2 separate regions of the Homo sapiens genome follow, and region 1 is linked to region 2. Evidence: chromatin loops called from intact Hi-C (ENCODE). Cell type or tissue: MCF 10A. All regions are shown on one strand. Each heading gives the region's core, and the rest is flanking DNA. Links, peaks and the distances in the headings are about the cores only. Region 1 has its middle 7.8 kb from the start of SH3GL3. Region 2 holds the start of BNC1 (basonuclin zinc finger protein 1).

Evidence for each region. Hi-C counts contacts between places; a loop is a spot of excess contacts. Peaks named below come from ENCODE experiments on the same cell type or tissue, not always from the same donor. Only the 100,000 strongest peaks of a DNase experiment are listed, where the experiment ranks them.
Region 1: it touches region 2 in a loop (11-fold over the local background); 2 of 110 quality-filtered maps call a loop at or near these places.

What each region holds. Positions count from the first base shown.
Region 1 is chr15:83,432,004-83,446,993 of GRCh38, reverse strand. No RefSeq gene overlaps it. Among named protein-coding and RNA genes, the nearest start is that of SH3GL3, 7.8 kb to the left of the region's middle. In MCF 10A, for the core only: CTCF peaks have their summits at 8,146 (motif pointing left) and 10,235 (motif pointing right); DNase peaks (open chromatin) are centred at 8,123 and 10,273.
Region 2 is chr15:83,276,807-83,291,796 of GRCh38, reverse strand. BNC1 (basonuclin zinc finger protein 1) reads left to right here and starts at 7,133. Exons shown (of 5, transcript NM_001717.4): 1 at 7,133-7,267. The coding sequence starts at 7,169. It overlaps BNC1-AS1 (BNC1 antisense RNA 1), which reads right to left and starts at 7,785. Exons shown (of 3, transcript XR_932542.3): 1 at 7,703-7,785. RefSeq lists enhancers at 5,972-6,472, 7,242-7,742. In MCF 10A, for the core only: no CTCF peak of the experiment used is centred there; DNase peaks (open chromatin) are centred at 3,986, 5,466, 6,916, 8,856 and 1 weaker place.

The DNA of each region.
Region 1 (14,990 bases), core at 3,765-11,764, 160 kb before region 2:
GAAGGCTCAGAAATGCGCCTAGGGAGGGACAACAAATGCAACTCGATGGGGGACCTGTGGTAGGAGGAAGCGGTCTGTGGGTGGCGGGCTTTCTTCTCTCTCCACGCGGTGCTCTGGGTGCAATCTGCTCAAATGATTTTGGTCTTCTGGGAGCCCTAGAGTTATGGAGTAATTTACTAATAAATACGGTGCTAGCTCACTTGGTGCTCTGAGCCCGCTGTCAACGGCACTAAAAGCAACCATCTCCAAGGTGCCATAAAGAGCTCGTTGCATATCCGGCGGAGTCCACCAGACCAGGAACCCAGCTCTCTCGGTAACCCCTACCAGCTGTGTCAGTTACAGAGTGTCCATTTGCACAGAGTCCAGAGGTCGACGCACTCACAGCTAAGCCCAGCCAGGGACATGGAGCATTGCGTTAACCTCGTGTTAGAGCTATCCCCAAAAGGTACAGCATCTTCGCTGAATCTGGCTTCCAAAGGTCCCGAGGATTCCCAAACCTAGAATATATGTTTGGCAACGCTTCACACTGAAAAACAAAAACATTTCCCACCTTCAGTCTCTTTTTGGGCCCTTAGCAGGTCCCATCTGGGGTGACGAGCAGTCCCTGTCTGCCCTGGACACTTCGGGTATATGCCTGTGCCCTGGTGTCCACCTGCCATAACATTTCTCCAGGACAAAAGTCATGCAGTTCCTCCCCTAGCTGTTAGCTCCCAGCGCCCAGTCGGGGCTAGTCCTAACCCTGACTTCATCCTAGTGAGGACTGGGCAAGTAAGTACACACCTCTCTGGGCCTTGGTTTCCTCACTTCTACTTGAAGCATGTAGACTGGAATAAACAGTGTTCCTCCTCTGATACTGGGGAAAAAATGCTTGAACTTAGTGGAGATCGTGGGATAAGGGCAGCCAGTCAGAGGGTTAATGAGCATGACTTGGGTGAGTGTTGTGGGCTTACCTGCCTGACACCAGCCACTGATAGATAACTAAAAAGTGTGAGGGTGGTGACAGCTGGGTCAGAATGGCGTAGCAAGATGACCTGTCCATACAACAGTTCAAATGCCTCTCAACAGTGGGCTTCACCGCAGGCCAACCACTACATAAGGCAGAGAGCCAGCTGCAGCTGGAGTCCAGGATTGGCAGGTCTCTCTTGTCCTAGGCTATTCAGGGCTGCTCAGCTTCCTCTTTCTCCATGCTCCAGAGAGGTTTAAATAGCACCGGTTCTATGGTACCTCCCCCTAGACCAATCCGGCTCTGTGCCCTTTGGGAGGAGGGGGGTGCTTTTTTTTCAAACAGTTTATTGGCATTTCCTCCACAGTCGTTAGTACATTCAAGTTTCTCACTTCAGTTGATTTTGGTAATTTATCTCCTTCATTAATCAAGTATAGAGTTGAAGATCATACTTTTTAAACTTCAGAATCTTTCATATACATTTTCTCCTTTGTAAAAGTTTTTGTGATTTGTCTTAATTTTTTCAGTGAATAGATTTATTGGAGGTTTGCTGATTTTATTGGTCTTTCAAAATATTTTTGAAGGTACTCATCATTGCTACAGATTTTTCTCTCTCATTGATTTTTCTTTCATTATTCTTACACATTCCTTCCTTCACTTTTGTTCAGAAGACTAGTGAGAGTTTGAGGGTTTTAACAATAGAAACTGACTCTAGCTAACATAAGCTGGAAAATATGTATTGGAGAAGGATGTCAGGCAGCCTGGAGATTCACAGGAGGGGTGTAGGGAACAAGGTGGAGGGGATGAGCAGGAATTAGGAATCTGAGCACTGAGATCCACAGGGTGTCCAGGAACAGCTTGATTGGGATATGCTGGCTCTGCCACTGAGCCCTGGCCATGGCTACCAGAATGAAGGCTGCCCTTTCAGGCAGTCACTCCAGCTGCATAGTAGCAAGGGCAGCATCTGATTGGTGGATTCACTCCATGGCAGATTTCCCTACTATAGGAGGAAGCTTCAGAGGTTAGGCAGCCAAATTTTATATATATATATATTATATCATATATTATATATATATAATATATACATTCTTTAATATATACCATGTTAGAGAATATATAATATATATTAGAGAATATATATAAAAATAATATATATAAGCAACAACAAATGCCCATTAAAGTGTATTTGGGTATCCTTAATCTCATGTCTTTTATTTATTTTTATAAAACTATAAATTTTCCTCCTGAGTATGGCTTTGGTTTCATACCTTGTTTTCATGAATGATATGGATCTCCTATTTTCTAAATAAAACTTGTCATTACAGTTTTGAGTTCCTCTTTGATCCAAATGTTATTCAGGATAATTTTTTAAAAAGCTTTTCTAGGCTGGGCATGGTGGCTCACGCCTATAATCCCAGCACGTTGGGAAGCCGAGGCAGGCAGATCACGAGGTCAGGAGAGCGAGACCATCCTGGCTAACACGGTGAAACCCCATCTCTACTAAAAAGTACAAAAAATTAGCCAGGCGTGGTGGCGGGCACCTGTAATCCCAGCTACTCGGGAGGCTGAGGCAGGAGAATGGCATGAACCTGGGAGGCGGAGCTTGCAGTGCGCCAAGATCGCACCACTGCACTCCAGCCTGGGCGACAGAGTGAGACTCAGTCTCAAAAATAAAAAAAATTAAAAAAATTAGCTGGTCATGGTGGTGCATGCCTGTAGTCCCAGCTACTCTGGAGGCAGAGGCAGGAGAATCACTTGAACTCAGGAGGTGGTGGTTGCAGTGAGCCAAGATGGTGCCACTGCCCTCTAGCCTGGGCGACAGAGTGAGACTCTGTTTAAAAAAAAAAAAAAAAAAAAAAAAACCTTTTCTAGGTGGTTTGATTTTTTAAAATTTATTCTATGTTAAATTCTAGACTTGTGATACTATCGTCAAATAACATGTCTTGAAAGGTTTTTTTTAAACATAGCCTGTCATGTTTCATTGTAAACACATATCATAGAGGTTTGAAATACTGTTCATTTTGTGTTTCTAATGTACAGTTTTTTAGTTCATCTGTAACAAGAGTGTGTATTCTACACAGCTTCTAGCTCAGAGGAAGATTTCCAACTCATGCTAGCTAGAGCCCCCTTGGCCAGCTCAAGGCTTTCCCCTTCACGTCACCATCACCCTTCAATCACTAAGGGCCCACAGCTCCTCTGTTTAGGGAAGGGGGGTACAAGTGTATACAAGTGTCCTGGACTGTTTGACAGATTTGTCTACATATGGAATGAAATTGATGGGGACTGGGAAGTGTCCTGAGGCACTGACACACATCCCTCTGAACTGAAGGATTTTTGGGCATTTGGTGGTCTTCACAAGTCAATGACAAGAGGGACACTGTGGTTGTCTCTGGCACTCTGCCAGATGGCCCATGTTCTGGCAGAGGTTTCAGTGTTCTCTTAAGCTCTTTTTCTTTTTTTCTTTTCTTTTTTTTGGAGATGGAGTCTCGCTCTGTCGCCCAGGCTGGAATGAGGTGGCACAAACTTGGCTCACTGCAACCTCCACCTCCTGGGTTCAGGTGATTCTCCTGCCTCAGCCTCCCAAGTAGCTGAGACTACAGGCATGCACCACCATGCCCAGCTAATTTTTTTTTTGTATTTTAGTAGAGACGGGGTTTTCCGGAGCTGAGGCAATCAGCCCACCTCAGCTTCCCAAAGTGCTGGGATTACAGGCGTGAACCACTGCTCCTGGCCTATGCTCTTTTTCTTGTGGCCTTTGACTCACCTCCAGGCCAGCTTTTGAGTCTAATGAGTATTTGCATTCCTTGTGTCTGGTTCTGTAGCAAGTGACTCATATCTATCTGGGGGGCATTGTTGGGGGGCAGAAGAATTCTGGGTAGGGGTTAGAAGGGGAGGGAAGCATGCTTATTAATGTTCAAAATATCCCATCATATATCTCATAAATCAGGTATGAGCATGTTCAAATGCTCTGTGTTCCAATATTTTTCTTTTTTTTTTTTTTTTTTTTTTTTTGAGATGGAGTCTCGCTCTTTCGCCCAGGCTGGAGTGCAGTTGCGCTATCTCGGTTCACTGCAAGCTCTGCCTCCTGGGTTCACACCATTCTCCTGCCTCAGCCTCCCGAGTAGCTGGGACTACAGGCGCCCGCCACCGTGCCCAGCTAATTTTTTGTATTTTTAGTAGAGACGGAGTTTCACCATGTTAGCCAGGATGGTCTCGATCTCCTGACCTCGTGATCCGCCCGCCTCGGCCTCCCAAAGTGCTGGGATTACATATTTTTCTACTTTATTCGTCAAAGAGAGGTACTATATTCTACTCTACAATCTCTTGCTACAATTGTGATTATGTCTGTTGCGTCTTATATTTGGGACTTTTGTTCTAAACATTTCAGTGCTATGGTATTCTGTTTATAGGTATTTATTATTGTCATATCTTCCTTGTCGATTTTTTCTTTTATCTGTAGAAAAAAACATATTTTGTCCTACTTACAGCTTTTTGCCTTCTATTTTACTTTGCCACATACCCATATTTGTATCCTTACTTTTTGTGTATATGTGCTTCTTATGTCTTAATTGGTCTTTTGGCCTTTCATTTTGTTGTAGACACGTGCTGCTATAAACAGAGTAAAATTTAATTTTGTTTCTGGACCAAAATATGTCTTTGCCGTTTCCTAGAGAGATTTAAGCATTTATATTTATTACAAAAAGAAAAATTGTCATTGTGTGGTATGTTATTATTTTTCTTCTACATAGTTCCTTTTTGGGTTTTTTTTGGGTTTTTGTTGTTGTTGTTGTTGTTGTTGTGTTGTTGTTTTGAGACAGGGTCTTGCTCTGTTACCCAGGCTCTGGAGTGCAATAGCACAATCATGGCTCACTGAAGTCACAACCTGGGCTCACGTGATCCTCCCACCTCTCCCTCCCAGGTAGCTGGGACCACAGGCACATGCCACCACACCAAGCTGATTTTTTTTTTTTTTTTTGTACAATGGGGTCTCACTATGTTGCCCAGGCTGGTCTCAAACTCCTGGGCCCGAGTGATTCTCCTGCCTTGGCCTCCCAAAATGTTGGGATTATAGGCATAAGCCATCATGCCCAGCCATAGTTCTTTCTTCTATCATTATTATCTATCTATTACTCAGATTTTCTTTGCTTTTTCTTCCTCTTTGCTTTTGGAAATTATTCATCTAATTTTTACTCAATGAGTGATTACCACTGACCTAAAATATATTTGAATTTATATTCTCTATCAGCATCAATAATTAAACACTTTATGGAAGCCACGGCATGACTAGAATGAGCCATGGTCAGAGCACATCCACTAGGGCCACCTCATCACCTCCTTCTACTCAGACCACCTCCTGCTCCATATGAGAACCCTCAGGCAGAGACCAGAATGGGCCCAGTACCTTTTTTCTGAAACAGCAAATGAACCAGGGGGAGACTAGGGTGCAGAGTGTTGGTTTTAAGACACGGGGGCAAAGATGGAGTGACGAGAATTTAAAAACAAGTTTTGAGATAAAAGAATTGTGAAACTGTTTGAAATTCAAAATATTTTCATAAGTATATATTTTCTATTATACAATAACATTTAGAGGAAATTTGGAAATCATCAAAAAATAAAAGGATGGAAAAACTACCTTTGGAATCATATTTGAAACAATCACTCTTAATATTTTGGTATATTTTTCTTGTAGAGTATTTTTCCTGTAAAATTTAAGCATAACAGTGACATGACTATGCATACTGTATTTTCTTTGTTCTCTTAGTTAACTGAGCATTTCCTATATTGTCTAGTCTTCACACACAACATTTTAATGACAACTTAAACCATTGTAGATATATCAAATTATATTTGATTATTTTCCATTAATACACATGTAAAGGTTCCCACCCCCCATATTTTTCCTGATTTAAATAATGCCACATTAAACATCTTTTTCCATATTAAAGTTTTCTTTCTATATTTAGGAATGGACTTTCCTTAGGATGGACTCCACTCTGAGATGTAAAATTAGTGCATCAAAGAATTTGAACAATTCTAAATACTATATATATGTATGTAAAATGCAGTTTTCATTGCTCCCATGATACACAGTCATTAGAGAAGCATCTTGTAAAAAAAAAAAAAAAAAAAAAAAAAAGGCGGGAGGAGGAGAAACGAGGCAAAGAAACATGGATATGGGATTTGTGTCTTCCACTTGCCTTGAATTGAATTTAATGTCATTAAAAAATTCACTGGCCAGGCGCAATGGCTCACACCTGTAATCCCAGTGCACTTTGGGAAGCCAATGCGGGTGGATCACTTGAGGCCACGAGTTGGAGACTAGCCTGGGCAACAGGGCAAAACCCCGTCTCTACCAAAAATACAAAAAATTAGCCGGGCGTGGTGGTGCACACCTGTAGTCCCAGCTACTCAGAGGCTGAGGTGGGAGAATCACTTGAACCTGGGAGGTGGAGTTTGCAGTGAGCTGAGATTGCACTACTGCACTCCAGCCTGGGCAACAGAGTGAGACCTGTCTCAAAAAAAAAAAAACACAAAAAACAAACAAAAACAACAACAACAACTCATCAACCTGTAGCCTAATACACGCTCCAGATTGCAGTGCCTGGCAGACCTCGGAGAGCCAAGTTCAAATACTGATGCCTTCTATTAACCTTAAAATGTTAGCTTAACCATGACCTCTCTACGTCTAGCTTTCTCTCTCTCTTTTTTTCCTGAAAAAAAAAAATCTCTTACCCAAACTTTCTTCTTAGGAGGCCTCCTGGGTTACTTGTGCATGAAAGGGTGGGGCTTTGGCCCACTAACTGCATAGCAGTTGTGCAGTGTGCCAAGTATTTAGATAAACCAGATCTAGAAGCATTATTTCTCTCAGTTGAATTCCCTCACATACCTGGCTGCAGCAGAAAGCTGAAAGCACAGATACTGTTTTTGCTTTCCTTGTAACTTCATAGGTGTTTTTTTGTTTTTTTTTTCCACATCTGGGAAAGATGTGTGCCCACCGATGAGGTAACAGCAGACATGATGAATCCCAGATGTTGAACATGGCAATTTGCCTTGAACTCACAAGATCACAACTGGGAACAAACGTACAGATTTTCTTTGCTTATTGTTTTACAAGAAGCTGAGGGAAAATCAATTGACAGTTAAGAAAAGGCCAGAAAGACTTTTCATTTTAAAATGTAGAGGAAAAATCTGAAGTATTTTTATTTGTTTAAAAATGAGGATGGGGCCGGGCATAGCGGCTCCCGCCTGTAGTCCCAACACTTTGGGAGGCCGAGGCAGGCCACTTGAGGCCAGGAGTTCGAGACCACCCTGGCCAAATAGAGAAACGCTGTCTCTACTAAAAAATATAATTACTTGGATGAGGCCGGGCGCGGTGGCTCACGCCTGCAACCCAGCACTTTGGGAGGCCGAGGCAGGCGATTCACGAGGTCAGGAGATTGAGACCATCCTGGCTAACAAGGTGAAACCCCGTCTCTACTAAAAATACAAAAATTAGCCAGGAGTGTTGGCGAACGCCTGTAGTCCCAGCTACTTGGGAGGCTGAGGTGTGAACCCTCAGCCTTGAGGAGAATGGCGTGAACCTGGGAGGCGGAGCTTGCAGTGAGCCGAGATCGCGCCACTGCACTCCAGCCTGGGCGACAGAGCGAGACTCCGTCTCAAAAAAAAACACACACACACACAATTAGTTGGGTGTGTGGGTGTGGTGGCACTTGCCTGTAAACCTAGCTTCTTGGGAGGCTGAGGCACGAGAATCACTTGAACCCAGGGCAGAGGTTGCAGTGAGCCGAGATGGCACCACTGCACTCCAGCCTGGGTGACAGAGCGAGACTCTGTCTCAAAAAAAAAAAAAAAAAAAAAAGGATGGGGTAAAGAGCACACTGCACAACTGCTATGCATCTCAATAGTAAAGGCAAAAGGGAATTAATGCATGTCATAGTTATCTACAATGCTTGACTCTGCTTTTCCGGAACCTATCAACAAACATTCAGTTAGAATTCTGGGCCATGCTGTAATTCCAATTAGCCTTTGTTAATTACATAGGTGCCATTTTACATTTCCATATTTTACCCTGGAGGATTTATTTTTCACTTCTACTAAAGAGATGCATAAAAGTTTGTGTTGGGGATGAGGAATTAGCCGAGCGACGCAGATGGCGTTCATAAACCCCTGCTGCCACCTTGTGGTGGTGTTGAGAAGCGACAGAGGTAAGCCTTTCTGAACTGTGAGTCTATAGTGGTTAGTTTCATGTCGTTTACTTCTAACTTTTAAAAAAGCACACTAGCATCTTGAGTCTTGACACAACAGCTCATTTTAATGGTGTGGCATGCAAAAATGTTGCCACAGAAATTTTCAGTTCTTACTGGAAGAATCTCAAGAAGAGCTGTCCCATCCCTATGGCATCAGCCATATAGGTAGAAGAACACATAGAAAATGGTATCATGCTACCAGAGGAGGAATTCGGAGAAAAAGGAAGTGACCACTAGAGTCAATGGTTACAATAGCAGTCCCCGGCTGGGCGAAGTGGCTCACACCTGTAATCCCAGCACTTTGGGAGGCCAAGGCAGGAGGATCACTTGAGCCCGGGAGTTCAAGGCAGGAGTGAGCTATGATTGCACTCCAGCCTGGGCAACGGAGAGAGACTCTGTCTCTAAAAATCAACAAAAACAACAAAAAGCACACAATGCCATCATTTTCTATCTATTCCCTCTACTCACTTTATTCCCTTCCATGGCACTTTATCTACCTGATATTTTAGTATATATGTATATATATACACATACATATATATGTTTTAGATTGTCATTTATCTCCCACTACCAGAGTGAGTGAAAGCACTATTAAGCAGCACTGCCCAGTTGAACTTTCTATGATGATGGACATGTTCTCTATCTGTGCTGTCCAATATTGGCAACCACTACCCAACTGTGGCTATCAATCACTGAAAAGTTGACAATGGATGCTTTCATTTTGAATTTAATTTTAATTAATTAAAATTAAATAGCCACACGTGGCTAGTGCTACTGTGTTGGACAACGCAGCTTTAGAAGGGCAAGAGAATTAATCTGCTTTATTTACTGCAACCTCCCAATACCAGAGAATAGCTGGAGTCCTAGAGCGGCTCAAAAAACATAAATATTCAGTTAATGAATAAATAAATAACCATGAATAGAGCAGACAAGCACCTAAAATAATGTATCAGATTTAACATGAAGTTGGGGGTGATGATTAAAGAGGAGTGGTGGTAAAAGTAGGTGGTGTTAAGGGCCAAGAAAATGTGAGAGGTCATTGTCATGTTGTGCATTCAGGGGGAAGTGAGCAGTGGTCCTGCTAGTACTGACCTCCAAGGAACGGTGTGTTTTCTCTGCAGCCAGAGGTTGCACTAACAGCTGGGAATCCTGCCGTGATGGTCAGCAGCGGAGGGAGCACAGGAAATAGGGTCTTCTCGTGGGGACATCTGGCCAGGTGTCCACAGCAGCTGTCACAAAAGATAGGAAGTTCCCATCTAATGTGGCCTTGTCCCTGATCTTGTGGGAGCCCTGGCCCCTTAAGAGCACTATGAGATTGATAACAATGTCCTCACAGGTGTTGTAGGACCTAAGGAAGCGCCGTTAAATGCACGAGACGTTTAATTAGTAGCATTATTACCTATGGCTTGATCCTTTCCTGGTCACTGGTCAGGGTTACATAGAAATCTCTGGCCTTCATTGGCCATGGGAGATTGTTGCCCTAGATCCCACCGGTCTAAGCTTGCTTAAACTCCTCTACCTGTCTACTCCAGTCACCAACTGGTACTAATGCTTTAACTGTGCCCATTGTCCCCATTCCCCTTTGAGAAAAAATGTCAAATTCTTTTTACAAAATATGCTAAATGAATGCATTGAAGACACCAGTCATCAAGACTCAGAGGCAATAGTTACAGAATTGTATTTTACTAAATTATTCTAAGAAAATCCAGAAAGAATGACACATTTAATTTTAAGGCCAAAATGCTTGCTGGGCCACTAAAAAGTGTGCTTTTTCTACCCATTTTTCTATGAGTCATAGAAAAAAAATAAATCCCCAGATTGACTTTATATTTCTCTTTTCAGTTGTCCTTGTGAAAAGAAATTGTGGTTCCCTTTTAGTGTAAGATGCTGCTGCATTTGCAAATGTAGCAGCAATGTACTTAGCATCTGGTATTTCAGGAATCTCCCCCTTGTGTTATGTGTGCCTCTAATCATACAAGAAAAGTTTAGACAGTGTCTATCCCTGAGTTGATTTGTATTTTAGTTAGTCTATTACTGTTAGGATTACGGTCTATAGGGGGCAGTGAGGGACCTGAAAGTAAAACAGCGGAGCTTTAAAATGCACACTGTCCAGGGTGATTCCATCGCTCTCTAAAGCAGTGCTTTACAATCTTTAATGTGCACGTGGATCCCCTGGGGCACCGGTTAGAATGCAGGTTCTGTTTCCCTGGGTCTGCACGAGGGCCCAAGGCCTGAGCCTCTGCATTTCTACCAAGCTCCAAGGTGATGACAGTGTTGCTGGTCTGGGACCACAGTTAGTAGCAAGGCTGTAGGTGACAAGTCCCCATCAGTCTCACAGAGACCCAGGATGCAGTTTTTCTACTTAACACACCTTCGTTACATGAATAGTGAACATGCACAGCCAACAGCTCCTGAGTTCGATAAATTGACTGGATGGAAAATAGCTGAGTACCAGCTATGTCTTTCCCTTGGCCATGGGGATGGCATTTTTTCTCTTCTGGGTTAGCATCTCTGCTGGTAAACTTTAGAGGCTGATATCATCATCACTTTGGCCCTGGTGGGTATAAAGTTCTGAGCCTGATTTTGCCAGATTTTGTCCAAGGAATAGAATATGCCCCAACCCATGAAGCACAGAACTAGTGGCCTGCAGCCACCTTCCACAGCCCAGGCCATAGGAGGCCCCTGGATATGCGAGGGGAAAGAATTCACAGTGTGCACAGAACGTGCCAGGCCCACGGTGCACTCTCATGGCCACTCTTTGAGATATGCGTGACCAAGTCAGGGATGAGGAGACAGAGCTCGGAAAGATGAAGTGTTACGCAACAAAATGTGATTGACTCGCCTCACAGGCTGTGGCTACAGAAGCCCGCACATTGGCCTGGAGAGAACCAGGACCTGGGTGCACTTGACTATTCCTTGCTCTAAAGCACACTAGGTTTCATTCATTGCTTCATTTATTTGACACACATTTATTAAGCACCTAAGAGTGTCTGGCCTTGTGCTGGGAGCCAAGTCAGTAGAGATGAAGGTTTTTATTCTATAGAAGCTCACATTTGAAACACATGGGCAGCTTTCCATAAAGTGTCCCATGTGGTCTTAGGAAAAGCAGGAGTCTAGAGAAGTGGCTGGAGTCTAGTGAGTCCCTGCCTCTGACTCCTTCAAGTGCTTTTCCCTGACCAGAGAAATGCAAGACTATTCATTTAGTATTACATGGTGTGTATTTGGAGACTGGATTACTTTGTGCCTTAATGTGATCTTTATTTCACTGTAGTGACGGATGGCTTTATTCTCCTCACTACCAGACCCTGAGCTGGAAAATTTGGCTTAGTAAGCCTGTGTTAGACTCACTGGCACTGTTCCATCCTTGTGGCTTTGCCTGACTCCTGACCCTTTCCTGCCCACTCCCTCTGGGGAAGGAGAGCCAGTGCAGCTGAAGTGATGGAGGACTTTCAGGGTGCCGACGCACACACTCCGCACCCAGCCTCCTCGTGCTCTGCCAGCTCATTTTGGTCAAGCTTCTGGAAGACAAAGTTTACCTTGCCCGCTTCTGTACACACACACCCCCCCCCCCCGCCCACGAAACTAGTACAGAACCTGACAAACTGCCCACACACAAAACAATTTTTGAGAAGCCACTGAATGACTTAAAAATCTTACCCATGGGTTTGCAGAGCAGGAAGGGACTGACTTCAAAGTTCATTTCGTTTTGGGCAAAACTGATGTAAGCTGTTAGAAATCAGGATACTGTTTACCCTTAGGAGAGGCAGTCCTGACAGGAACGGGTCACGATGAAGCCATGGGTGCCGCTAATATTTGAATTCTCAGTCTGTGTGCACACGAGGGTTAATTCTGTGAGTCCATTGAGTCCTAGTCTTAAAATATGTGCACTTTTCTATATGCATGAAGAAACTACATTAAGTTCATAGCTTTTGACTACATCTAGCAGAAAGTTTTAAAAGAGGAATTAAATAATAATGCTTAAATCAATGACAATGCACAAATGCCCTGAATTTTCTCCTTTGCAGGTCCATCACTTCTGTTTAAAAACAAAACAAATCACCAATCACCTAATCCTGGCCACCCCCGTGCAATACATTTAAGGCTCAAAACTTCAAAAACAACCCGTCCTCTCCTGTTTTCCATTCTGCTTTTGCCCTTCCCCCGACTGACACTTGTGGGATGACCTCACCTGATTTCTATATAGAAAATTGTGTCCAGCTGGTGTTAGTTCCCTCCAGCCCCCTCATCTCCACTTGAATGTGATCCTGGGAACCTGCGTTTTCCTCTCATACTTCCTTCTGATTGTGGGGAAAAGGACCCCCATCTCCTCTTCTCTCTGCAGCTCACTTCCAGGAAAGTGTGGCCCTCACACATCCCCCCAGGAGGGGAGCATGCCCGCCCTAAGGTAGCAAATGCTGGATGTTCCAGACCTGGCCCCAACTCATTTTCCAAGTTCTTCAGTTTCAGGAAAATAATTTGAGACTCTTCTCTACCTTTGAAGGACATTGGTAGGGTTGTCTCCTGGGATTTGTGAGTTTATCTTTTATACAATCTTGACCCTTTGATTTCTGTCTTACATTTTCTTGATTTCCCAATATGGGGTCTAATTTTAAGTGGTTCTGGAAGTTTGGATGTTCAGGCTCTTGCAAATAATTTGGTTGAATGGACTGAAACACTCGAGTTTCCCTGAATACCTGAAATTTCTTAACTCTCTAAACTGGGTACTTTGGCTATGCAGTCTCAGAGTCCAAGGTCCAGCTCTTGTTTTTCTGTTCTTCACAAGACCCAGATAAAGTGTGTAGGAGAGAAGTACCAGGTGCCACCCAATCTCGGTCCCGACTTGCTGGAGGGCCCTGAAGAAGCTGTTTGCATAAAAGCCAAAGCATCGATTCCCTTAACGACACATTTTTCTAAAATTTACAGTTGTATGATCTATTCTAGTTCACATGTGACATGAGATTCCCACAGGCATTTAACCTAGGGAGTGAAGTCTAAGTGTGCTTCCTTGAGTAGGCATCTTGTTCAGGGCACAACCCACGCTTTTGGAGATTTGGGGTAAGTTTTGATGTCTTTCTGATTCCTCTACTTTTGATCATATTAGTAACTATTTTTTAGCCAATCCTTCTAAGGGTACTTCAACTTTATTTTCATGTCTCTAGTACATATTTAACAAATTCCTAGAATTTATATCCAATATATCAGATGTATCTCTTTGAAGTGTCTTATTTCCACTTTGCTGCCTAAAAATTGATTTTATAGAACTTGGTGCACCATAGGAAACTATTAAGCAAATCGTGGCATACAGAGGGTTTATACCAAATTAATGAGGCCGCCCAGATAGAATGAAAAAAGGCAAGAGCTATAACATAACTTCATTCAGCTCCTTTGCACTTTTATTTATTTATTTGTGTACCTTTAAAAACAAAGAATTAGGGATCATAAAATTCTAATTGATACATCCAACATTATTTGCTTAAATTTAAAAAATATTTTTGTAATTTTTTTCCCTCCTCCATTTTCTTCCTAGAGCCCACCCCCTCCAGGCTAAGATAATTGAACAAGATGCTCATAATATTACCCAAGTCTTAGAAGAAGACAGACACTCCTCAGGATAATAAAACACAGGAGATATGCCAACAGCACAAGATATCTGATATATTTTAGGTAATCCACCTGGAGACCAGATGACCATAATGGCCTTTTTCCATCCCACCAGCCGGATCTGAGGCTCCCTTTACCCTGTCTCCAGCAACGGGTCTGGACAAAACAGGAAAACCCACTCCAAAGGGCTAATCCACAGACTGACAATGCATAGCCAGGGCCAGGGCCCAGGAAAAAGATGAGGGGTAAAAGGGCTGACAGCAAGAGATGGGACGGAAGAGATCCAAGGGCATCTCCTTCTGCTTCTGCACTGACAGAGTCATTATGGACTGCGAGTACATGTGGAAGAGATACTGAGAAGACAGAGAAATATGATTGACTATAAAGGGTGCCCCCAAGCTTGGAATAAGGCCTACTACTCAGAAATGGTACATGGGGATGAGCTGAGTAGACTATTCCTTAACCACTCCTTTTACTCCGAATACAATCATGACAAAACAACATTTTGGTTAATAACGGGCCACATATGCAATAGTGGTCCCATAAGATTTTAATACTGTTTTTGTTTCTTTGCTGCTTGTTTGTTTTTAGAGACAAGATCTCACTCTGTTACTCAGGCTGGAATGCAGTGATGCGATCATAGCTCGCTGCAGCCTCCAACTCCTGGGCTACAGCTATCTGCCCACCTTACCTCTCAATAAGTAGCTAGGATTACAGGTGCAAGCCACCATACTCAGCTAATTTTTAAAAATATTTTTGCAGAGATGGAGTTTCACTATGTTTCCCAGGCTGGTCTCAAATTCCTGGCCTCAAAAGATCCTCCTGCCTTGCCTCCCAAAGCACTGGGATTATAGGTATAAGTCACTGCACCAAGGCCTAATACTGTATTTTTAGTGTACCTTATTTATGTTTAGATACACGAATACTTACCATTATGTTATAATTGCCTACAATATTCAATACAGTAGCATACTGTACAGGTCTGTAGCCTAGGAACAATAGGCCACACTATATAGGCTAGGTGTATAGTAGACTAGACCATTTAGGTTTGTGCATGTATACCCTATGAAGTTTGCATGATGATGAAATCACCTCATGATGCATTTCTCAGAACCTATCCCCATTGTTAATTAAGCATGACTTTAGACCGATTCTATCACTTGAACAATGAAGTTAAGAATTGATTGAAGGAAGTTTTC
Region 2 (14,990 bases), core at 3,806-11,805:
AGAAGCACCTACAGTGTACAGAAGAGCACTGTGCTAGATATAGCAAAAATCAGCAGTCCTGGGCCGGGTGCGGTGGCTCATGCCTATAATCCCAGCACTTTGGGAGGCCGAGGCAGGCAGATCACTTGAGGCCAGGAGTTAAAGACCAGCCTGGGCAACAGGGTGAAACCCCACTTCTACTAAAAACACAAAAATTAGCTGAGTGTGGTGGCACACACCTGTAATCTCAGCTACGTGGGAGGCTGAGGCATGAGAATCGCTTGAACCCAGGAGGCAGAGGTTGCAGTAAACCAAGATCACACCACTGCACTCCAGCCTGGGTGACAGAGCAAGACTCTGTCTCAAAAAAAAAGGCCGGGCGCGGTGGCTTATGCCTGTAATCCCAGCACCCAGCACTCTGGGAGACCGAGGTGGGCAGATCATGAGGTCAGGAGTTCAAGACCAGCCTGGCCAACATGGTGAAACCCCATCTATACTAAAAACACAAAAATTGGCCGGGTGTGGTGCTGGGCGCCTGTAATACCAGCTACTCCAGAGGCTGAGGCAGAATTACTTGAACCTGGGATGCAGAGGTTGCAGTGAGCCCAGATCGCACCACTGCACTCCAGCCTGGGTGACAGAGCAAGACTCTGTCTTGGAAAAAAAAAACAAAAAAACACAGTCCCTAACCTCCTAAATTTCATAATCCAATGAAGAAAATGTTATTAAAAAATCAAAGTATGTGGTCAGTGCATTTCTGGAAAATATTTTACTTAATAGTAAGGAAAAAACTAATGATTACAGCATCAATGTACTTTGATTGGAAAAATCTCTTCACTTGACCCAGCGTTTGTGGATTGAAGGTCTGTGTCAGGAGGTTCTCTCCTAATCCTCCATCACCAATGTCATCTAAAAATGCAAATAATGAACAAAGACTGTTATGACAGAGAACAGTTGGTATGTCACTTATCCTTCCTTCATCCAGAATAATCTTCCAGTAAAACTGAAGGTAAGTTTCTATATCAGTTGAGAAGCTTTCTCTTAAAAATAAAAAAAAAAAATCTCAAACTGGCTTAAGTGACAAAAGTGATTTAATTTTTCACAGATCCATGAAGCCCAAAGGCTTCAGGCGTGAATCAGAGCTCCAGCTGAATTTCTCTACAATTCTCTGAGCTCTCATCTCCACATGTCAGCTCTATTCCCAGCCCGATTTCCCTTTATTATTCACAAGATGCCAGGAACAACAGGGATTACATGTTATCCTTCTTCACCCCCTATGGGAAAAAAAGAACTCGGCATTTCATGCCCATCAAACAAAAGTTCTGAGTTTTAAGCTGATTGGACGACCTGGAACCAATTCCTGTGCCCAGGAAAATACCTTGGTGCTGATTGGTTTAGGCATGGGTCACCTGAGCCAATCACCTCTGGGACTGGGGTTGATTACCCAGAGAACATAGCTGCTACACTGCGGAGAAGGAATGAAAGGAAGGGTGAAGAGGCCAGTCACACATCATACTGCCTGCTATAATCTTTTTTCATGCACAGCCTGGATTGCTAATTAATTTTTTTATTCAATATCAGACATAAACTCTATAAAGGGGAATCTGTTTTCTATAAAATTTCTAAGTCAGACATTTAAAGTGGTTTTACTTTTTCAAAAACAACAAAATGGGTAACTCAAATTTTTTTTGCAGAGTTCTCTCTTCCCTTAAGAATATACAAAAATTATCCCCCTAAAAATGTTTTTACCATTTGATATCAGTGAGTGAGAATGATTCAAAATTTGTCCTATAGCCCATCTTCCCTAACCCTTTTATCCTCAGTTTCCGAAAGCAATATGACCTAACCAAATATATCCTCCTTCACCTTGGATAATGGATCATTAAATCTGCAGAAGACACCATGTTCCAAGGCATAATGAACTTTAAAAGTTTTCTGATATATGTTCACCAGCCTCCCAAAACCCATCCAAGCAGGACCTGTCCTGTCCTCATGAAACTCGCCCCAAATTCACCAACTCAATCTGTAAAGTGCCTAGTTTAAGGGATTTTCACCAACTAAGTATTTCTTCCACATGTGTAGTACTAAATCAGGGATGTCCAATCTTTTGGCTTCCCTGGACCACATTGGAAGAAGAATTGTCTTGGGCCACACATCAAATACACTAACACTAATGATAGCTGATGAGCAAAAACCAAAACAAAACAAAAAACAAAAAAACTCGTAATGTTTTAAGAAAGTTTAAGAATTTAAACTTTGAATGTTGGGCTGCATTCAAAGCTCTCCTGGACCACATGTGGCCCACAGAACTTAGATTGGACAAGCTTATTACTAAACAAAGTGTCCAGGGATAAGTTAACCTGTGGTATTTTCTTCCCACTGCCTTGGTGATGAAAGAATGAGTTGTCTGGAAGGCAAGCCATTGCCTTCTTGTGACTGTTGCTGACTGTTTAAAGGCCATGGACAACAGCCTAAATGAGAAGCTAACTTCACACACCCCAGACATACCAAAACAATGGTAGCCAAACTTTCAATATTTGCTCCAAGCATTCCACTTGAAAAAATCATTATAAGCCTTCGTCTGTTTCAGAAATGAGAATTTTCTGGTTGCAGAAGATGCCACTGAGGCTCACAAGTTGCATCACTGGCAGCCACATTCAGGCAAGCAGTAATTACGAATCAGGCCTGGGTTTGTTTTCACTTTGGAATTTACTATTGTATTTATCACTTCCTCGCTGACACCAACTCCCACCACCCCCTTGAGATCTGGCAATCTTTGGCAAAACCCAAAATGCCAGGCACAGTGCATTCGCCTCTGTGTAGCACGACCTGCAGGGTATTTTGCTCCCTTCAACCCCAGGCCTTGTGTGAGAAATTGAGGAACAGGAACAATCTTTTGCCACCAAAACCCTGGGCCACATTTGGGATGGCCTCATGTCCTCTCCCTCAAAAGGGAGCAGCCCTGGAGCTGAAGAGGGGAAATTGTGACACCTGTGCCAGGTTTGTGGTAGGCCAGCCTGTCCCCCAGCAGACAGCTGCGTGGGGGGGCCAGTTTGGCCCAAGTGCTGCTTAGTCAGGCTCTAACACCGAGCCAAGCTGCAGATGTGCCCAGACCTGCCGCCACCAGGTGTATGTCTCTGGGCCGGGAGGTGACGGCACAAATGTGACTCTTGCCTCCTGCTGTTTCCTGACACCTCAGAGGAATGTGGAGGACTCAGGAGAGGACACCACAGAAGGCCGACAGGGCCACTGCTCTCTGCCCACCCTGCTATTTCAAAAGGCCTGCCCTGACCCTTTGGCCCTCACCCTGTCTTTCTGCCAACAGCCCCAGGGCTGGCTCCTCCTCCAGGCCACTGGTGGGCTCAAGTGAGAGGCGGCTACCTCCTTAGGCAGATTACCTGCTTGCCTGACCTGCTGTAGTATCATGATGTTCCCACTGTTAGTGCCCAAACCTCTACAGCTAAAAGGTGCTTTTTTTTCTAATACGATTTCCATGATTAAAAATATTCTTTAAAATTTTTTTCAAGCTCATCTGTCCCCACTGGGGAAAAACTGCTTGTGAGATTTAGTTTCCTAAGAAGAGGCTATTCTGTATTTAACAGAATTATTTATTGACAACCAGAGGGGGTCTTCTAGGGTGTAAATATTAGAAAGGTTTACCTGCCCATTTGCGGACTTCAGATCCAACACAAAAGGTTGTGTCTAATCTCAGTGTGTTTTTCGAGAATTCCATTTAAAACTTAGGGAAGTTATAAGCTGTTCTCCATCAGGAGTGATGTTCACACTACAAATATTTATTGCACGTCTATTATGTGCTACAATCCCAGGCCTCAAGAAGACATCACTATATAGCAGAGTGTGGAAATGAATAGCACATTGGCCAGATTCAGCTCGCAAACATTTTCTTTGACTCATACTGTATTTATCAAAAATTTGAATTGGTTGCCAACTTTTAAACATCAGAACATTTACAGTTTCTCTTGAAAACGCAAGAAATCTGGCAAAACTGAGCCCACATTCCTGGCTGATGACAAGTAGAGTTAACTACTGCCCACTTCAGACAGGCACTGGCTCTGGGTTCACATGGCCCCCCACCTCCCCACTTCCCCCTGACTCAGCCTGCCCAGCCCCTCAGCATTTGTCATTGATTCTCAGGATGGAGAGTGACAACACATTCACTCTGGGAAATGCCTCAGTCAGAGACACAGCAACCTAATCAAGCCCTGCATCTCAGAAGAGCTGATTCTTACCTCCTTATCATCAGGTCACAAAGATTTCATTATTTTGTATCTTCTCAATCTTTCCAATTTTAATAAAGTTTCTTTTAGTACTTGATAATGTAAAGTTAGGGAAGACAATCTGTTTTTATCACTTGCCAAGACAAAGAACTTGCCACAAAAGAAAATGGCAAGGTTGAAACATAGAAGCAAAACGTGAGGACTTTGCAAGAGCAGGATGGGCTCTCAGAGATGCTCTCATTTGCCAGATGAAAAAGGTGAGGTCTAGAGGAGGGAAAGGCCATACCAGACCCCACTGGTAACCAGCAGGAAAACAGGAAGATGGTCTGGGTAGTCTTTACCCAGCCAGTACCACACTCCTGTCTACAGGCACAGGTGGTTTCTCTGTTCCTGTTTCTACTTAACATTTCCAGGGAATGGCAGAGAAGCCCATCAGACCTGAGAAATAAATTTGAGGACTGATGTCAGAGGTCACATGGTACTATCAGGTACATGATTTAAAATGAAACTGCAAAAGATTAATTAGTAATTTTTATCTCGACCTACTGATTCCCTATATGTCGGTCCAAATTGTCACATTTGAAAAAAATGTATCTGTCGATCCCAACAGTACATGTTGGAAGAGGCAGCTTGTTTTCATGTTTTCAAATTATGTACTGCCAGAATCCTTCTTGTGTTTGTAGCCAGGAATAGAGTTACACAGTTGATTCTGATATTTGTTGCTAGCAGAAAGTTTTACTAAAACACATATAATTTAGTTGCAATTAATATAAAGATAATGACCAAAACTTTCAATTGGACAGATTAAAGTTATTGAAGTGGGCCACCGCCTGGGACATAGACATTGTGGTGTATTTATAATAGGCATAGGTGGCATTCAGTAATATTGTCATCAAGGATCTCTCTTGGTTACAATATTATTGTAGGTAACAAATTTAAGTTAATCCAGAAATTGGTTTTAGATGCAGCAGAAAGGAAAGGGGGAGAGGGTTTGCAGAACAGAGACTATTTTATTTAGTCCTACCAATCTGGCCTGAGACAGGCTTTCATATCTGCTTTTATAGAGAAGAAAAGAGGGGCCAAGAAGGCTGACTTCCTCAGCCAGTTTCCAGTTGCTAGGAATGAGCTATCCCTGGGTCACTATGACTGCAAAACCAGAGGTTTATCTGCTACCGTATCTCATAGCACAGAAGCCACTAAGATGAGTAACCACCAAAGGAATTAAGACAAGCACACATCACAACTAGGCTACACAATGCTACTGGCACGATGAAAGAGGCAGAAAAAAGTGCCTGGGGGTCACAACAGGGCAAAAGCACATCGAGTGGAGGCTTGGTGGATCAGGGAAGGTTTCTGAGATGTGGTGACATTCCAGAAAGTCCTTCAAAGATGCACTGTGTTACAACAAACAGAGAAGGAGGTGTTAGAAGAAAGGCCTCAATACGGGGGCACGGAGGAATGAGAGGTAAGCAGTTTAGATGCGGAATGAATCTAGCAAAGCTACATCAAGAAGTTAGCCACGTGAAAAAAAAAAAAAAGAATCTCCTCCCACGGCAAGGTCCATCACGTGAGGCCAGGAGACTTCAAGCCTACAAGGAAAGGCGCCACACATCAGGCCCAGGACACTCACCTGTGTGTCCACCCCAGGAGAGGCAGAAGGACCCGCTGGACCCCAGGACGCCAGGACGCCCAGACACCCACACATTCTTCCTCGTACACCTTGTTCCCTCCTTTCCCTTCTCTTCCCTTCAGAAGCCTTCCACCTGCCTGTGCCTTCCATAGCCACAACCAGGCACACTCTGGGTGGCTGAGGGCAACTCACTTCATCTTCCTTTTCCTCTCAGAGAGGGAAGGAAGAGCTTTGTTTCCTTTTCAAGGATCCCCACCAGCAGCAAGGCAGGTGGAAGAAACTGAGGGAAGAGGAAGCAGGACCCCCGCCGCCCCCCCAGTCTAGCCTTTACAGACTCCTTTTAAGGAGCTGAAGAGGTTGGGAGAGGCTTGCCCTGCCCCGGGGCAGCAGAAACCCGGGCGCTGCTGCAGCAGCTGTGGGCGATCTCCGTCAGCTCCTGGGCTCCAGGATCCTGCGGCCTCAGCCCCTCCGCGTCTACTCTCGGGGCCACCACCTCCAGTTGGCTTCTCCAGGGCACTTCATTTCATTCCGTCCCTAGCATCCAATAAGACGCGAAAAACTTAATCCCATTTTACAACTGAAGCCACTGAGGCCCAGAGAGCAAAGCCATTTGTCCTGGGAAAGTGGTCAAGCTGGGACTTTGACTCTTCAGACCACCCAAGGGAAGGGGTGTGTGTGTGTGTGTGTGTGTGTGTGCGTGTGCGGTGGGGGGCGCTTGTTTTGAGTTCTTAAGAAAACCTCCTGGCGACCCCCTTCTTCCACATCCCAAGACGCTCGTCCCGCACTTTCTCGGGAATGAGGTTTCTGCAGGCGAGGGCGGCGCTGCCTTCTTCCTCCGCGGCAGTGAGACCCCGAGGGCGCCCCAGGGTAGGAGGGGAGGCCGAATCATCTCCTGAGAAGAGCGCCAGAGAACTTCAGAGCGTTTCGCCCTTCCCCGGGAGAGGCAAACACCGACACGTCTGTGTCTTTTACCAACAAGTGCCTTCAAGCCCGGCGGGGGCAGACACCTCCGCGCCGGCCGCCGGCGAGGTCTCCGCGGTCTGCGGGGGCCACGGCCTCGCCTCAGCTGCGCTGATTTAGGGCGTTATCCGGTCCCGGGGCGGGAGGCGGCCTCCCGGGCGGCGAAGCAGCGCCCGCGGCGTGGGGCGACCGCGCGGTGGGCGGAGGGGCAGGGGGAGGGGCGGAGAGGCGTCCCCGGGGCGCAGGGGGCGGGCGTGCGGGCACACGCGGTGCGCGGCGGGGGCGGCCATCGTGCTGCGCAGCCTGGGCGCTTGGGGAGCCGCCCACTTCGCCGGGTCGCGCCCCGACGGCCGGAGCGTGGATGCGGCGGCGCCCGCCGAGCCGGGGCGGACGCGGGGCGGCCCGGGCCCGGGAGACGCGCCGGCAGCCCCGGCACCGCAGCGGTCGCAGGATGGCCGAGGTAAGCGCGGCGCCCTCCGCGGGCGCGGGGATTCTCTGTGCGCGGAGCAGGCGGCCCGGGACGCCGCTGGGCTCCGGCTCCCGTGGGTACCCGAGGGCCACCTCCCGAGGGCCAGCTGGCTACCTGCGCGGCAGCGCGGCCCCGAGGCGCGGCGGGAGGGACCGTGGTCTCCGGCCGGGAGGCGGCGGCGGGGGGGTTGGGGCTCTGGGACCCGTCCCTGCCCGACGTCCCGGAGCTGGCAAACGGTCTCCGCGCCGGATCTGCGGGCGCGTCGGAGGTGCCGGCGGGCCAGCCTGTGGAAATCGGCGGCGGCACTCGGCGGGTACCCTACACGCCACTCTCTGCCGCCCGCACCCCAGGCTTCAGCCCAGGACGTTAGGACTTGCTGTTTCCACCTGTGGGGGTCGACCCCTTCTTTTTTTTTTTTTCTTTTACCTCAGAATTTGTGAAACAGCTGATATTTCACACTGGCCGTCTTTCTCTCCGGGGATTGTTTCTCTGGAGAACGGGGCGCGCGGCAGCCTCCGGTCACTGAGGAGAACTGCGGAGACGGGCGGGCGGCCGTGAGGAGGCTCCCGTCCACTGCGGGACAAATCTTTTGTAGAGCAACAACAACAACAAAAAACAAAACAAACCCACAAGAACAAAAAACCCACGACTGAAAGTCGCTATTTAGACAGGTCCGGTCCGAAAGCTTCCGGGACACAGACCGAGCGTTGACCGTGTGCGGGGCAGATTTGACCAGCTTCACTGCGGACCCTGGAGTCCTTGTCGCGGCTCCGCGCGAGGTGGCCCGTCTTTCAGAAAGCGCTGGGACGGGGCTAAGGCGCTTGGGCTCTGGGCTGGAAGCCGGGCCGAGCCGCGTCCGCCGCTCCGAGGTTTTCCTGGAGTGACAGGAAGTGGGCCTGGGCTGCGGAGCCCGCGGCTGCGCCTGCCGCTTCCTTCAGGGGTTTGCATGGGAAGCGCCGGGACGGGAAGCCCCCGGCCCCCGACTTCGAGCTCCCTTAACAGTCCCGCCCAGCCTGGCCTTGGGACCTGCGAGCGCGTGGCTCGCCCGTCTCGGGAGCGCCCCGTCGGTTCCGTGCTGGGAGCCGGGCGGCGGCGGCGAGGCTGGGGGCCGCGGGCGGAGAAGGAGGAGGCCGCTGCGGGGTCTCCCGCTGCTCCTCCGGAGCCGCCGCCCAGACCCGGAGCCCCGCCGCCGCCTGGCTTTGCCGGAGTTCCTCGGGATTTGTCAGCCAGATGTGACAAGATTGTGGCGAGGCGAGTGAAGGAGATCTGATATTAATCAGCGCGTAGCTCCGAGCCAAACTTTCACAAATGCGGTGTAGAAACATGTTCTTCTCATTTAAGGCATCTCTTTGTGGCTGCGGGGCTGCCACCGCTCCGAGTCTGACAGTTAAGTGGAATGCCATCTCCCAGCCTTAATTGTGTGAGTGAAGTTGTGTGTGGTTGGGGGGCGGGGGGCATCAGACGCTCGGGGGTTCGGTAACGTCCCCTGGTTTTATGGCTGTGCTCGCCTCAGTCCTCTGAAGGCCAGGGCATTTAAAGCGGCCCAGACGCCTGGTCTCAGCCAGGCCTCTTGCTGTTAACACTTAAGGGGCCTAAAAGAGGCCCCACCGGTGTCCTGGGAATCCCTGTCAGGGAGAGAGAGAGTGTGTGTGTGAGGGAGAGAGAACATGTGTTACTGCATAGGACCACAGAGCAGATGTAGCAACAATTTTTTTAAAAATATATTCTTTTCATCAAAGCGACAAGATTTTGGCTTGACAGTAAGTGAATTGAAAAACAGCATTTGGCAGATTTTTTTTCATTCGCTGTTTATTTAATTTGCTATTCGATTTTATGGGATCTCTTGATAAGATTCTAAGTCTTCGACCCTGAGTTTGCAAATACGTGTTAATGTATTGAAACTTTTGTTCAGTGATGGATACACTGACTCTCTTTTCATTGATCCCTTCCCAGATTCGTTGATACATATTAAAACCTTGTTAAAATAGTTTGTCAAAATAAAATTTTGTACATCATATAAAAGAACATTACTTCAGATGTTACAAATTGTACTGGATTTGATTTGCTCTTTAAAGAGGTGTGAAAAGATGGCTTCTCCTTTTGTGATGATGAATTTTAAGAAATAACTTTATTCTTTTTGGCATACTTTCAGATGGTTAAAACGAATAAGATACGAGTCATCGTTTGATTTCTCATCTAATAAGTTTGCTAACTAATTTCACCAAGAAACTATTACTATTTCAAGTCAACTGTTGGTTGAACGTGTTCCTGTTGTAGTTAAATGCTGAGAAGAGGTGGTGAAATCTTCACCTAGCACACATGATGCTCACACTTTGGGAACTCGTAATTATGTTCAGGCATCTGCATAATTTAATTTGAATATCATCTGTACCTATAGTGTCCCTTCAGACTAGTAAGGATTTAGGGACATTCTCCTCCTTCAGAAAGTGGTTAAAGTTCTTTGGCCATTGATACCTACAGTGATCTGTTTGCTGTGGTTATAATTCTCATTAGAAATATTGACTAACATGAAGTAATTGCCTTGGAAGCATGAGATTTACTGGAGGGCTATTTTATGTTTTATTGCATCTCCCCCATGTAGCAGTTAGGCCTGCATCCCAGGCCCATGCCCACTTTCTGTACCTCAAGATCATCAGATTGGAAAGACGATCCAACCCGATAGATGAGAGAGAAAAGCCATACAGGTTTCCCTGTGGAACAAAGTAGTTGTCCCTAAGCACACATTTGTCATTTATGAATGCCTAGGGATAAGTATAAACAGGGAAACATTTTAAAAGTTCAATTTGTCAGTAAAATTAAACTGCAGCTTATGGAGTGGGGGGCAGAAGTGTCTTTTAGCTTCTGTATGTGGCTTTAGAAGTAATTTTGATGTGGCCATTAAAAGGGATGCCCTGAAGGTTCCACAGGGTAAATTACTTACAGGAGTGTGCTTCACCCCAGGGTGAATTTTCTCCTCTACAGATGTCATTTAGAGTGGGTTACTTTTGTCAGAAACTGTCCTTTTTAGAAGGAACTGAAAATACCTTAGCTAAGGTAAAATCTCAATGATGAGCCACCCATCTTTTTAGTATCTAAAATCAAGATTTTAGGGAGTTGGTACTTTTCTTTTAATTACGTAATTCCAAGTGTTCTACTGCAGAGTTTTTGTTTCTTTATTTTTGATGACTTCTCTGAGAGATGTTAAAGATAACTGGATTCTGCTCAAAAGAAGCATCTGGAAAGCATTTCTTTTTCCTTTTAAACTGGTTTCCACCTGAAAACCTTATTTCTGCATATCTTGTCATTCTTTGAAGTCCTTTTCCTAATTCTGGAAATTCCAAGCTTCCACTGTGGCACCATTTCTCTGCACGGACACATGCCTATTTCAGCCGAAGAGGGTGGGTATAAACAGAGAACAGACTTGTTTCTCCAGGGTCCAATTTTGGGCCTTCTCAAACCTCACATAGTTAGTTATCGGCAAACAGACTGTCACTCTTGCCGTCTACACATGGACTCATTATTATAAACCAGCCTAACAAATCACAGGAGGACTCTGCCTTGGGGAAATGATAATTTCATTCAACTAATGTGAAACAAAAGAGAGATGGAGAAATAAAATGTGAGGGTCAGGTCCAAACAGCCCTGTCCATAGGGAAATAGTTGCCTCAGGTAAACTCTTAATTCAGGGTTCTAACATTTTTTCATATAGTTAGATTAGTTTGATGGTCTCCTACAGATTATTTGTGTGATCCTACCAAATACTCAAACCTCAAATTTCTTTTCTAGTTGTACATCAGCTTCCGGAAGTGTTGTCCTTTTTCTGTAGTCCTCTAATTGTTTCTTGCATTATTCATTATGAAGGTAAAATTTTTATACTGTCAACTCTTAGCATTTCATGATACTTCACACTGAATTTGAAGCAAGGGATCAGGATGGCATAATTAACTAAGTTTGATCTTTTCTTTTTAAAAACTTAGTTTCAAAAACCTAGTTCTCAATGAGTCCCCAAAAGAATGTTTTACAAAATCTTACTTAGAAATGTTCACAATTTCGTCTTTATTTTGTATCAGCAGCAGTAGTGAAGTTGCATTGCTTATGTAACTTAGGTAAAATTATGCTAAAGTGTAAGTGTTTTGCTCTGTATTTTTTTCCTCAGGCTGATTCAACTATGTTCGGAAAGTTCCCTTTACATGCAATTAATATCTTTTGGTTTTTTGTTATCAAAGGTTTCTAAAGATTACCTCTGAGGTTTCCCAAATTAGGTTATAAAGGAAAAAATATATCCATATAATTTACATTTCTGTACAGTTCTTAAATTTTTTTAAAGAAGAAATATTTGGCTTGGCTTTTAAGGTAGTGTTTGCATGTTTTTCAGCTATTTCATAGATTTTCAGTTTTTGAAACTAATAATTTTAAGAAAAAAAGCACAGACATTAAATTATTTTGGCACACAGTTTATACTTTGATTCATAGACATCAAAAGAACAAGTATTTTCCCCATCACAGTCTTTGAACTAAGCAGCTAGAGAACACTACAAATGTGTCATGCATACTTTAAACTCACAGGTAGACTCAGCCCAATCAATATCTGTCACTTGAAGGAGCTCTACCTCCCACCTGCCCTTTCTCTGCCAGACCCTTCTCCATGCCCTCAGTCTTTGGTCTCTCATTTCATCCTCATACTTGGAGTGAGAAACCAGATTTTGTCCATTCTCCTTTAGTGTTGTGTTTATATTGCAAATGCTGACTACCTGGTTTCTGAGGCTCCCCACATCTCCTTTTAACCATGCTTGTGGTAAACAGTGCCTCCCCATTGTAGAAAGCCAATGATCCTATGAACCCAATAAAGAGACTCCTGGCTGCTCATCTGGACAGCCCAGGCCCACCTTATTTTGTCTTTCAAGGTAGGTCTCACTGCCCGTAACAGAGACCTGTGCTCTGTGGCCCAGGCTCCTTGGCCTGACACATATGTACATGTTAAGCTTTACATTGTACCTAGGCTTGTGGTATTTCTTGCATGCACTGATGAGAGCATGCCTTCTTCCTGGAGGAAGCCCTCTCTGGCCTCTCTGTACAACCTTGACTTCTCCATTTCTCCTATCCCACTCAAACTATTTAATTTGGGGGAGAGTAGGAGTTTGACTTATTTTTTTCACTTTTTATTATAGAAGATTTCAAACAATCAAAATTAGAATGAAACTTGATGTAATATGTGCTTGGGGATTCAACAGTTACCAACTTTGGGCCAGTCTCATTTCATCTGTATTTCCTACCCATCATAACCAACACTAGATTACTTTAAAGCAAATCCTAGGCATTATATAATTTCATTCATATATATTATAATATGAAGCTCTAAAATACAAAGGCTCTTTTTTAAAAAACCAGGGCAATATACCATAGAGCACCTAAAAAATTAACAATAACTGTAATGTCATTAAATTTCTAATTGGTGTTCAAATTTCCTTGATTACCTGACAAACTTTATATTACAGTTGGTTTCTTCAAATCAGGATTCAAGTAAGGTCCGTACATTGTCTTTTTTAATATATAGGTTCATACTTTACTTTTTTCCTTGCAATTTATTTGTTGAAAAAGCTGGATCATTTGTCCTGTAGAGTGCTCCCTGGTCTGAATTTCAATGATTATTTCCTTGTAGTATCATTTAAACATTCCTGTATCTCCTGTATATTCTTAAATTGGAGTTGAGTAAGAGGCTTGATCCAATTCAGGTTTGAACTTTTTTATCAAGAACACCATATGTGTGGTGGTATGTATCCTTCAGTCCAGAGACAAATGGCCTCCTATTTTTCATTAGGAGTTGCGGAATGGTGATACTCCAGTTCTTCATTTATTTGATCCACATTCAGAGATAATCTTTGTCTCATCAATGATTTTTTTACCCTGAAATACAGGTTATATAGCAAAGGATACACATTTGATTTTTTTCCTTTGTTTACCAATTTTCAGAATAGTTAGTTGGTTTCCTAGCATTTTCTAAAAGTGGCCAATGAGTTTTGTTTGTTTTGAGTATATTTTGAATTCCTAGATTTTAACACAGTGAATGACTCATGCTAATTTTTGACAAATCATATTCTCTACTCTGCTGTTTTTGACCAACCCAGTTGTGTGATTTTTTCTTGCAGTCATTCAAGTCTTCCCTAGTGTCAGACACTGGCAATTACTCATCTTTGTATCTCCATGAAGCTCCCCATGGTTACCAAGTACATAGTAGATGCTTTAGAAACAAACAAATAAAAACCTTGTTAAATAAATGATTATCATTTTCTTAAACTATTAGTGGAAGATGATGGCATGATGTGTTGAGTGTCTGCCCCATGTGTGTTTCTCAAGGTCAGCTAAAGTCCGACACTCTCACCTGCAGATAAGCTGCCTCACATTAAAGGACTTAGTGGGCTTCACCTCTCTTCTTCCCGGTTGTCCTTATTACCTATTTGGCAAAGGGTGATACTATTTTTCAGAATCCTAGTTGTACCTCTGTGGGTTTTCATATGTAAGAAAAACAATGGGAAACTTAAAAAGAAAAAGTGAAAGGAGTGAAAAGTGAGAGGTGGGAAGGTAAGGAGAAAAAAAAAATCCAGTTCTAATAAGGAAAGTAAGAAGTGCAGAGGCAAAGTAGCTCCAAAGAGCAGTGGGGTAGAGAATTAACTCCCACCCTTGAATGATGCAGTTTCCTAAACCAGGAAGGCTAGCTCTGCAGCCACAGAAAGAGTAAGAATGACAATTTCACAACAGGTTAAGTGAAGCCAGGCTCTCCACCTAGACACCAAAGGTAGCCCAGCTGCTTTAAAAGATGTCTTGTTTTATGTGTCCTGATTGGCAGTTTTTGATATGCACGTTAGCAACAATTATCTATATTCAACATTTAAAAAGTACTACTTAGAAAAAACTGGCCAGGCGCGGTGGCTCATGCCTGTAATCCCAGCACATTGGGAGGCCGAAGTGGGCAGATCATGAGGTCAGGAGATAGAGACCATCCTGACTAACATGGTGAAACCCCATCTCTACTAAAAATACAAAAAGTTAGCCGGGTGTGGTGGCATACATCTGTAGTCCCAGCTACTCAGGAAGCTGAGGCAGGAGAATCACTTGAACCCGGGAGGCAGAAGTTGTAGTGAGCCAAGATCCCACCACAGCACTCCAGCCTGGGCGACAGAGCCACACTGTCTCCAAAAAAGAAAAAAAGTGAATCAGGAGTTCAAGACCAGCCTAAGCAACATAGTGAGACCCCCGTCTCTATAAAAACATTTTTTTAAAAATTAGCTGGTTATGGTGGCATGCGCCTATGTGAGATTTGGGAGGGCGAATAAAGTGGGAGGATCCCTTGATCCCGGGAGGTAGAGACTGCTGTGAACAGTGATCACTGTCCTCCAGCCTGGGTGACAGAACAAGACCCTGTCTCAAAAAAAGAAAATCCTGAAGCATTTTTATTGTAAACTTGGTGGCTGTTAAAAAGTGATTTGTGGTTTGCCAGACTGGGTTTTTAAATTTAAAGTTGAAGAGTTACGATTTTTTTCCACTGAGAATCTGGCATAGCCTTAGAATCTCACACGTAAGAGAGGACCACAGACTCTAAAACTTAACTTCGGTGATCTCTGCTAGTGAGTCATTTTCCACGTGGTTTTTACATGGCCCTCTCCATAGTCAACTGGAAGATCAGTGTGTAAACTAGAAACTGCATTTGGCTGCAAAT